Regions from separate parts of the Homo sapiens genome. Here region 1 is linked to region 2. Evidence: read pairs that join two places in POLR2A ChIA-PET (ENCODE). Cell type or tissue: PC-9. All regions are shown on one strand. Links, peaks and the distances in the headings refer to the core of each region. The heading gives the core; the rest is flanking DNA.

Region 1 (4,384 bases), core at 236-4,235, 54 kb before region 2:
GCCTGGCCAACAGGGTGAAAACTGTCTCCACTAAAAATACAAAAATTAGACAATTAGACAAGTGTGGTGGTGGGTGCCTGTAATCCAAGCTACTGGGGAGGCTGAGGCAGGAGAATCGCTTGAACCCAGGAAGCAGAGGTTGCAGTGAGCTGAGGTTGTACCACTGCACTCCAGCCTGGGTGATAGAGTGAGACTCTGTCTCAAAAAAAAAGCAACTACTATTATTATTATTATTGTTATTATTATTATTATATTTGGGTTGGGCTCAGCTGAGTGTTTCTGATGCAGGATAGGCAAGCCCCAAAATTGGGGCTTAGGGCCAGGCATGGTGGCTCATGCCTGTGATCCCAGCACTTTGGGAGGCCGAGGCGGGCGGATCACGAGGTCAGGAGATCGAGACCATCCTGTCTAACACGGTGAAACCCCATCTCTACTAAAAATACAAAAAATTAGCCAGGCATGGTGGCAGGCACCTGTAGTCCCAGCTACTTGGGAGGCTGAGGCAGGAGAATGGCGTAAACCCAGGAGGCAGAGCTTGCAGTGAGCCAAGATGGCGCCACTGCACTCCAGCCTGGGTGACAGAGCAAGACTCTGTCTCAAAAAAAAAAAAAAAAAAAAAAAAACTGGGGCTTAGCCTGAGAGGGTTCTTGGCTTTGCCCAGGAAACAATTCAAAGGTAAGCCAGTGGTGTTAAACAGCAACTTCTATTGACACAGCCGTGCACAGCAGCAGCAGAGGTACTGCTCCTAGTGGAGTGGGGCTGCCCCATAGACAGGGTGCCCAGAATAACAGCTCAGAGGCTGTTCTGCACTCATATTTATACCCACTTTTAATTACATGCAAATTAAAAAACAGTTGGCTGGGCATGGTGGCTCACGCCTGTAATCCCAGCACTTTGGGAGGCCGAGGTGGGCAGATCACGAGGTCAAGAGATCAACATCATCCTGTCCAACATGGTGAAACCCCATCTCTACTAAAAATACAAAAATTAGCTGGGCATGGTGGTGTGCGCCTGTAGTCCTAGCTACTTGGGAGGCTGAGGTGGGAGAATCACTTGAACCCAGGAGGCAGAGGTTGCAATGAGCCAAGATTACACCACTGCACTCCAGCCTGGCGACAGAGCAAGATTGCATCTCAAAACAAACAAACAAACAAAGTTTATGCAGAAATTTCTAGGATGAGGGTGGTAACTTCTGGGTTGTTGGCTTGTTGCCATGGAAAGGGATGGTAAATTCCAGATGTTGCCATGGCAATGGTAAACTAACATGGGCACGCTGGTGGGAGGGTCTTATGGAAAGCTGCTTCTGCCCCCAACCTGTTTTAGCTAGTCCTCAATTTGGTCAGGTGTTTGAGCCCTGCTTCCAGAGTCAACTCCTACCTCCTCCTCAGTTTTTCTGCTGGTCTCACCTGGTTCACTATGTGGCCATAGCTGGCAGGTGGGCTGCAGCTGGTTGGTCTGGGTCCCAGATGGCCTCACTCACATGTCTGCATTTGGCTGGGATGGTGGGGGCAACCAGAGCCAGGTTAATCTCCTCATCAAGCAGACCAGACTTCACACGGCAGCTGGGCTCCAAAAGAAGAAAGAGAGGCCAAGCCCCAGCACACAAATGCTTTTCCTATTATTTTTATTCTCAGACCTCTCAGGGATGAACACAAATGCTTTCTATGCCTCTGCTTGTGTCATGCTCCTTACTGTCCCCTTGACAAAAGCAACTCATAAGGCCAAGCCCTGATTCAGGTAGTGGAGAAAATAGACTCTATCTTTTGAAAAAGGAGCTGCAAAATGTCGTGGACTATAAAAAAGTATCTGGCCGGGTTGCTGCAGCTCACCCTTATAATCCCAGCAAGTTGGGAGGCCAAGACGGGAGGATCACTTGAGCTTGGAGTCTGAGACCAGCCTGGGCAACATAGTGAGACCTGATCTCTACAGAAAAATTTAAAAATTAGCCAGGTACTGTGGCTCATGACTGTAGTCCCAGCTACTTGGGAGGCTGAGGGGGGAGGATCACTTGAGCCTGGGAGGTGGAGTTTGCAGTGAGACAAGATGGTGCCACTGCATTCCAGCCTGGGCAACAGAGCAAGACCCTGTCTCAAAAAAAATAGATGATAAAAGTATGTCTTCCACATGCTGTCTCCTCTGTTTCTACCACCAAGGATATCCTTACAAATAGGCAGGAATGGATGGCAGGCACTTGCCAACTAACAGTAATCCCATACTCCTGGGATAGAGTTCAAGGTGATTAAATGTGCATTTTCCCAGATGTATCTGGGGACACCAGTCCCATGAAGTAAGATGCTATGGGCTACAATTTGTCCCCACCTCCAAATTTATATATTGAAGCCTTAACCCTCAATGCGACTGTATTTAGAGATAGGACCTTTAAGGAGGTAATTAAGGTTAAATGAAGTCATAAGGGTGAGACCTTAATTCAGTAGGACTGGTGTCCTCATAAGAAGAGACATCAGGAGTGCACGTGCTCAGAAAAAAAGGCCACATGTGAGGCCACAGGGAGAAGGAAGTCGTCTGCAAGCCAGGAGAGGCCTCACCAGAACCAACCCTGCTGGCACCTTGATCTTGGACTTCCAGCTTCCAGAACTGTGAGAATATAAATTTGTGTTGTTTAAGCCACCCTGTCTGTGGTTTTTGTTATGGTAGCCCAAGCTGAATAATACATAAGGGTTCCCGGGTTAAATAAGTCTGGGAAAAGCTGTGTGCAGTACTGGCCTTCCCCCACTCCCCTGGTGATTCACAAAGCTCTTTAGCCTCTTAAAGGCTCAGAGAAGTTCCTCAGCAAAGAAATTTCTAGTTTCACACAGTGTTTCTCAAATGTATTTGAACATTAGATCTTTTCTCTCTTTTTTTTTTTTTTTTTTGAGATGGAGTCTCGCTCTGTTGCCCAGGCTGGAGTGCAGTGGCGTGATCTCGGCTCACTGCAAGCTCCACCTCCCGGGTTCGCGCCATTCTCCTGCCTCAGCCTCCAGAGTAGCTGGGACTACAAGCACGGCGCTCACTACCATACCCAGCTAATTTTTTAATTTTTTGTAGGAACGGGGTCTCACTTTGTTGCCCAGGCTGATCTTGAACTCCTGGACTCAAGTGATCCACCCGCCTCACCCTCCCAAAGTGCTGGGATTACAGGCGCAAGCCACCGTGCCCAGCCTGGATCTCATTCTCAATCCCCTTTCTCTCATCAGGAGTCCAGTCATTGGGTTTAGGGCCCACCCTAAATCCAAGATGATGTCATCTCAAGATCCTTAACTTATTACATCTGCAAAGACCCCTATTCCAAATAAGGTCACATTCACAGGGTCCAGGCACACATGTCTATTGAGGGGCACAGTTCAATCCACTGCAGAAGCTAAAGAACAACCAAGGTAGCCGCTGAGTGTGGACACAGCGCTGGGGGTGAGGGCCCCGCCCCCAGGCTGGTGTCTGCAAGCTGAGGGTCCATCCCCTCCAGGGGACTTGCTGGGGAGAACACCCTCTCCGCCTAACAGTGCTGGCTGCCAAGTCCTCATTTCCTAAACTCTGCTGACCAGCCCCCACCAACACCTTTCGGTTTGCACCAGGTGGGGCCTATTGCTCTATTCCTTCTAAATGTGACTTGACTTCCTGACCCTGCCCTTCCTGTTTTGTCCTGGAAGACAAGGCCTGTCTTTCTGGGAAACATTTGCAAAAAAGCAATGCTCACCTGGTGGCAGCACGGTAGGCAGGCTCCCACAGGGCCCTCCTGGAGACTTCCTCCCACAGCCCCCTTCCTGCATGCTGCTCTCCTGCCCAGAACCCTTCACTACTCCCAGGGCCTCCAGGAGGAAGTAAGACCTCCTGCTCCTCCTTCCAGAGTTAGCCTTCCAGGATTTAGGGAGTGTGTTCCTGCAGCTTCCCCCCAGGGTCCCACCTCTGTCTGTCTTGGTGCTGCTCCGCCTGGCTGGCACCCCACTCCATCCTCCCCACACCTGTCCATAGCCCTGTTTGCCTACAAGCCACACAGAGGGTGGGCTCCAGGGTTCTGCAGGTTCCTGCAATGCAAATAAACACAGATCATCCAGTTCTTAGAGGTGAGCTCAGAGAGTCCATGCTAGCACATTTTTCCGTGGAGGGGGCTTCCCCAAATCATTCCCTCCTGACTCAAAGAGGCTAAAAACCACAGGTTTAGCGCTGAGGCTCAGAGTAACTCTCCCTTAGCTAGCAGCCCCAAGGAAAGCTGGCTAAGGTGGAAGAACCCCTCTCTCCACCTGCTCTGCATTGTGGGGACCAGGGCCCTGGTGAGGGCAGGTGCAGGGAGGATTGGAGGAAGCAGCCGTGAGGTGTGCCCTGAGAGCCATGGACCATCTGCAGGTGCCGGCCTGGAGGCAGAGCCCTTGGGTGCCCCAGGGGAGGAGAG
Region 2 (4,384 bases), core at 101-4,100:
TGAACCCGGGAGGGGGAGGTTGCAGTGAGCCGAGATGGCACCATTGCACTCCAGCCTGGGTGACAGAGAGACTCCGTCTCAAAAAAAAAAAAAAAAAAAAAAAAGAAAAGAAAAGAAAAAGAAAATTGTGAGGCCGGGCATGGTGGCTCACACCTGTAATCCCAGCACTTGGGGAGGCTGAGGCAGGTGGATCACAAGGTCAGGAGTTCGAGACGTGCCTGACCAACATGGTAAAACCCCGTCTCTACTAAAAATACAAAAATTAGCCAGGTGTGGTGGCACACGCCTATAATCCCAGCTACTCAGGAGGCTGAGGCAGGAGGATCGCTTGAACCTGGAACCTGGAAGGCAGAGGTTGCAGTGAGCCAAGATCTCGCCACAGCACTCCAACCTGGGCGACAGAGCAAGACTCTGTCTCCAAAAAAAAAAAAAAAAAAAGGCCAGGCGAGTTGGCTCACGCCTGTAATCCCAGCACTTTGGGAGGCCGAGGTGGGTGGATCACGAGGTCAGGAGATTGAGACCATCCTGGCTAACACAGTGAAACCCCATCTCTACTAAAAATACAAAAAATTAGCCGGGCGTGGTGGCGGGTGCCTGTAGTCCCAGCTACTCGGGAGGCTGAGGCAGGAGAACGGTGTGAACCCGGGAGGTGGAGCTTGCAGTGAGCCGAGATCACCTCCCTGCACTCCAGCCTGGGCGACAGAGCGAGACTCTGTCTCAAAAAAGAAAAAAAAGAAAGAAAGACAGAAAAGAAAAAAGAAATTTGTGAGATAATAAATATGTGTTTTTGTTAGTTTGTTTCATTTTTGTAGAGATGGGGTCTTACTATGTTGCCCAGTCTGGCTGTGAATTCCTGGACTCAAGTGTTCCTCCTGCTTCAACCTCCTAAGTCTCTGGGACTATAGGTGTGTGCACCCGCACCAAGCTAAGTGCGTATTGTTTTAACCCTCTACCTTTGTGGTGACATTCTTATGTAGCAACAGAGAACCAATATAGAGCCTATTAGGTAAAAAGTCCTCTGTGGGGCTGTTAGACGATACCAAAAAACATAAGGAAGCCAGCACTTCAGGAGCCTCCCAACAGTCAAGGTGAAAAAGAAACCACAGCATACTTTTACTATTTGAAAAAAGAAAATGTTTTCAAAGATTGAACCCAGACAGCCATAGTGGCTCTCGCCTGTAATCCCAACACTTTGGGAGGCCAAGGTGGGAGGATTGCTTGAGGCCAGGAGTTTGACACCAGCCTGGGCAACATCATGAGACCTCCATGTCTACAAAAATAAAAAATAAAGAGGGAAACTGGCTCCTGATTCTAAGAGGAATTTATCATGTGGACAGTATCTATGTACAATCCGTGAACAGAGCATTGAGTCTGTAGGGGCTGGACCACCTGCAATTCAAGAGTCCTCCTCATGCTGATTCCTTTGGGTCTGACCTCCTGCCACATCACACCCTCCTGCTTGTTGCCCTCCTCCTGGACTGCCCTTCCTTCTCTGCCCATTGCCTCCTACATTCCAAAGACCAGCTGGGACCTGTCATTCCTTCTTCAAAGCCTTTAATTCCCAAGCAGAATTACCTGCTTTCTCCCTGAACTCCCAGATCACTGTTATCAAAGACATAACATTGTATTATTCATTTGTCACTGTTTTTATTGAGCATCTGCTAAATGCTGGGCCTCCTGTTAGGTGCAAGAGACACAGTCACAAATGCAGCACAGGGCTGTCCTTGGGGGCCTACAGCCTGTGGCACCGTGGTCATGGCCCCATCCTTTCCTCCATATAGGGCCTGTCCTCTCTTTGCAACCTTGGAGCTAGCGTGACACACAGCAGCCTCGAGTCTCAGCATTTGTGAAATGAATGATTGAGGCTGTGCAGACCTTTCTCTGCTAGCTCACAAGCAGTTGCTGCCTTCCTGAGAGGCTTTGGAGAAAGTGCTAGCTTAAAATATGTCCCCAAGTAGCTGAATCTGTAGGATATCATGATTCTGTGGTGTCCACGTGAACTCAACATTCAACCTGTCGAGAGCAAAAGTCAGCAGAAACTGACTTCGTTTCCCTGTTATTGATATGAGGCTGTGGGGGCTCACTGTAATTAATCAGTAGGGTCAGCCGCCTTTGAAGGTTACTCGTTGTTCCTCATAGCGGCATCTCCGCAGTATGGATGGAGATGCGGAACATCCCGTGGCAGTCATCAGAAATTTATGCGTCTAATTGATCTGAAAACTGAAGGAATTTAGCAACAAGTTAAGACGGAAGGCGACCAAGGTGTGGCCCTATTAGCTTTGTTGCTCAGCACATAGCCCCAGGCATTTACAGGAGGGGCCACACAAGTCCTTTGTCACTAGTCCTTTGTCACTAGCGGCAGCCTCACCTGAGAAGACCTCCAAGGGTGCTGCCTGTACCGTCAGGAGGTGGGGAGTGTCCGAGGGCCCTGGAGTGCACAGATCCGCCCTGGAGGGTAGCCATGGGGACAGCCCACTCCATCCTCCCACCCCTACCCCGACTTCCTGGCCTTCCCAGGCAAATGTAGGCCACCTTGTGTTCAGTTTCCTGGAGAGTCTCCTTTCCCCAGCATCCGGGTCCCCAGGGGAGGGGTGACAGCTACCCCTGTCCCCGATCTGTGGGGCCTGGCCGCCTTCCGCAGGGCTGCGCGCCATTCCCGCATCGTGCTGCGTCTTGGATGATTTTCCTGGCTGTGACCCAAGCACCTGGAGCCTCCATTATCTGTGCTCAGAATTTCCAAGTCTCTCCAAAGTCCTCCAAGGAGAACCCCCGCCCCACCCCCAGACACTGATGCGGGCCTCCAAGAGTTTGTTTTTTTGTTTTTTGTGGGTTTTTTTTTTTGCAGTGTGACAAGGTTCCTGGAAACCACGGGAGTTTTACTACATTCCCTGGGACTTGTTTACCGGAGATGCAGATTGCAGCGGCGGTGGGTGCGGGGGATGAGGGGGGCGGGAATGAGCCTTCTCCCCAGAGCTGGGGAACCTGTTTCTGTTTCTGTTTCATCATTGTCTGGTCTGTCCTCGTTGCCTCTTAGGCAGAGCTGATGCCCCATTATAATCTAAGCTGCAGGAGAAATGGTCTCAGAAATGGGCTCAAAACACTGCCCCTGGATCCCATAATCTAAAATTTAAAATATTCCGTGAAGCATGCCCCTTGTATCATATCAGCTCTCCTCTTCCCTCTGTCCTCCTTAAACCTGCACCATTTTTGGTGTCCTCTCTCTCTCTCTCTTTTTTTTTTTTTTTTTTGTTGTTGTTGTTGTTGAGACAGAGTCTCGCACTGTCGCCCAGGCTGGAGTGCAGTGGCGTGATCTCGGCTCACTGCAGCCTCTGCCTCCCGGGTTCAAGCAATTCTCCTGCCTCAGCTTCCTGAGTAGCTGGGATTACAGGTGCCCACCACCATGCCCAGTTAATTTTTGTATTTTTAGTAGAGACGGAGTTTCACCATGTTGGTCAGGCTGGTCTCAAACTCCTGACCTCCCAGTGCTGGGATTACAGGCATAAGTCACCGCGCCCGGCCGGTGTCCTCTCATTTTTTAAAATTTTTTCTTTTGTAGAGATGGCATCTTGCTTTGTTGCCCAGACTGCTCTGGGACCCCTGGCATCAAGCTATCCTCTCACCTTTGTCTCCCAAAGCATTGCGATTACAGGTGTGAGCCACTGTGCCAGGCTTGGTGTCCTCTCTTTATACTCATTTTTCTGTTTGATCCTTGAGATCTGGTGACTCTAATTTTGGCCTGACCTCTTGGCCAGGTACCTGGGATACCTTGGCTCCCCTCTCGGACCTAACCCAAGCATCCGGAAGGACTGCCTGCTCCACTCTCTCTGCTTGTCCTCAGTGCCCTGCCTCTGCCCAGCCCCAGCTCCAGGCCCAGGATGCTGCTGCTCTGGGGCCTCTGCCTCTCCAGGCTCCAGCTCTTCCGCAACTAAACAGCTCGGCCCCAGGCAGTCCACAGCTAAAATGTGGGACTAATACTGTAGGGGCTGGGTATCCCAGCACTTTGGGAGACTGAGGCAGGCGGATCCCTTGAGGCCAGGAGTTCGAGAGCAGCCTGGCCAACATGGCAAAACCCCATCTCTACTAAAAATACAAAAATTAGCCTGGCATGGTGGTGGGCGCTTGTAGTCTCAGCTACTTGGGAGGCTGAAGCAGGGAATCACTTACACCCGGGAGGCGGAGGTTGCAGTGAGCAGAGATCTCACAACTGGGCAATAGAGTGAGACAATGTCTCCAAAAAAAAAAAAAAAAAAAAAACAAAGGGGTCTGAAACCTGGGCCCAGGGGCAGGCATGATGATTCACGTCTGATTCACGTCTGTAATCCCAGCACTTTGGGAGGCTAAGCTGAGAGGATTACTTGAGCTCAGGAATTCGAGACCAGCCTGG

What was found. ChIA-PET counts read pairs that join two places held together with the same protein. Peaks named below come from ENCODE experiments on the same cell type or tissue, not always from the same donor. Only the 100,000 strongest peaks of a DNase experiment are listed, where the experiment ranks them.
Region 1: POLR2A ChIA-PET joins it to region 2 with 5 read pairs; 4 of 35 experiments call an interaction of 5 or more read pairs at or near these places.

The regions. Positions count from the first base shown.
Region 1 is chr2:231,564,882-231,569,265 of GRCh38, forward strand. No RefSeq gene overlaps it. Among named protein-coding and RNA genes, the nearest start is that of TEX44, 26 kb to the right of the region's middle. In PC-9, for the core only: no CTCF peak of the experiment used is centred there; no DNase peak of the experiment used is centred there.
Region 2 is chr2:231,618,817-231,623,200 of GRCh38, forward strand. No RefSeq gene overlaps it. Among named protein-coding and RNA genes, the nearest start is that of TEX44, 28 kb to the left of the region's middle. RefSeq lists silencers at 2,208-2,408, 2,302-2,596. In PC-9, for the core only: no CTCF peak of the experiment used is centred there; DNase peaks (open chromatin) are centred at 2,315 and 2,985; H3K4me3 peaks cover 1,111 bases; H3K27ac peaks cover 2,197 bases.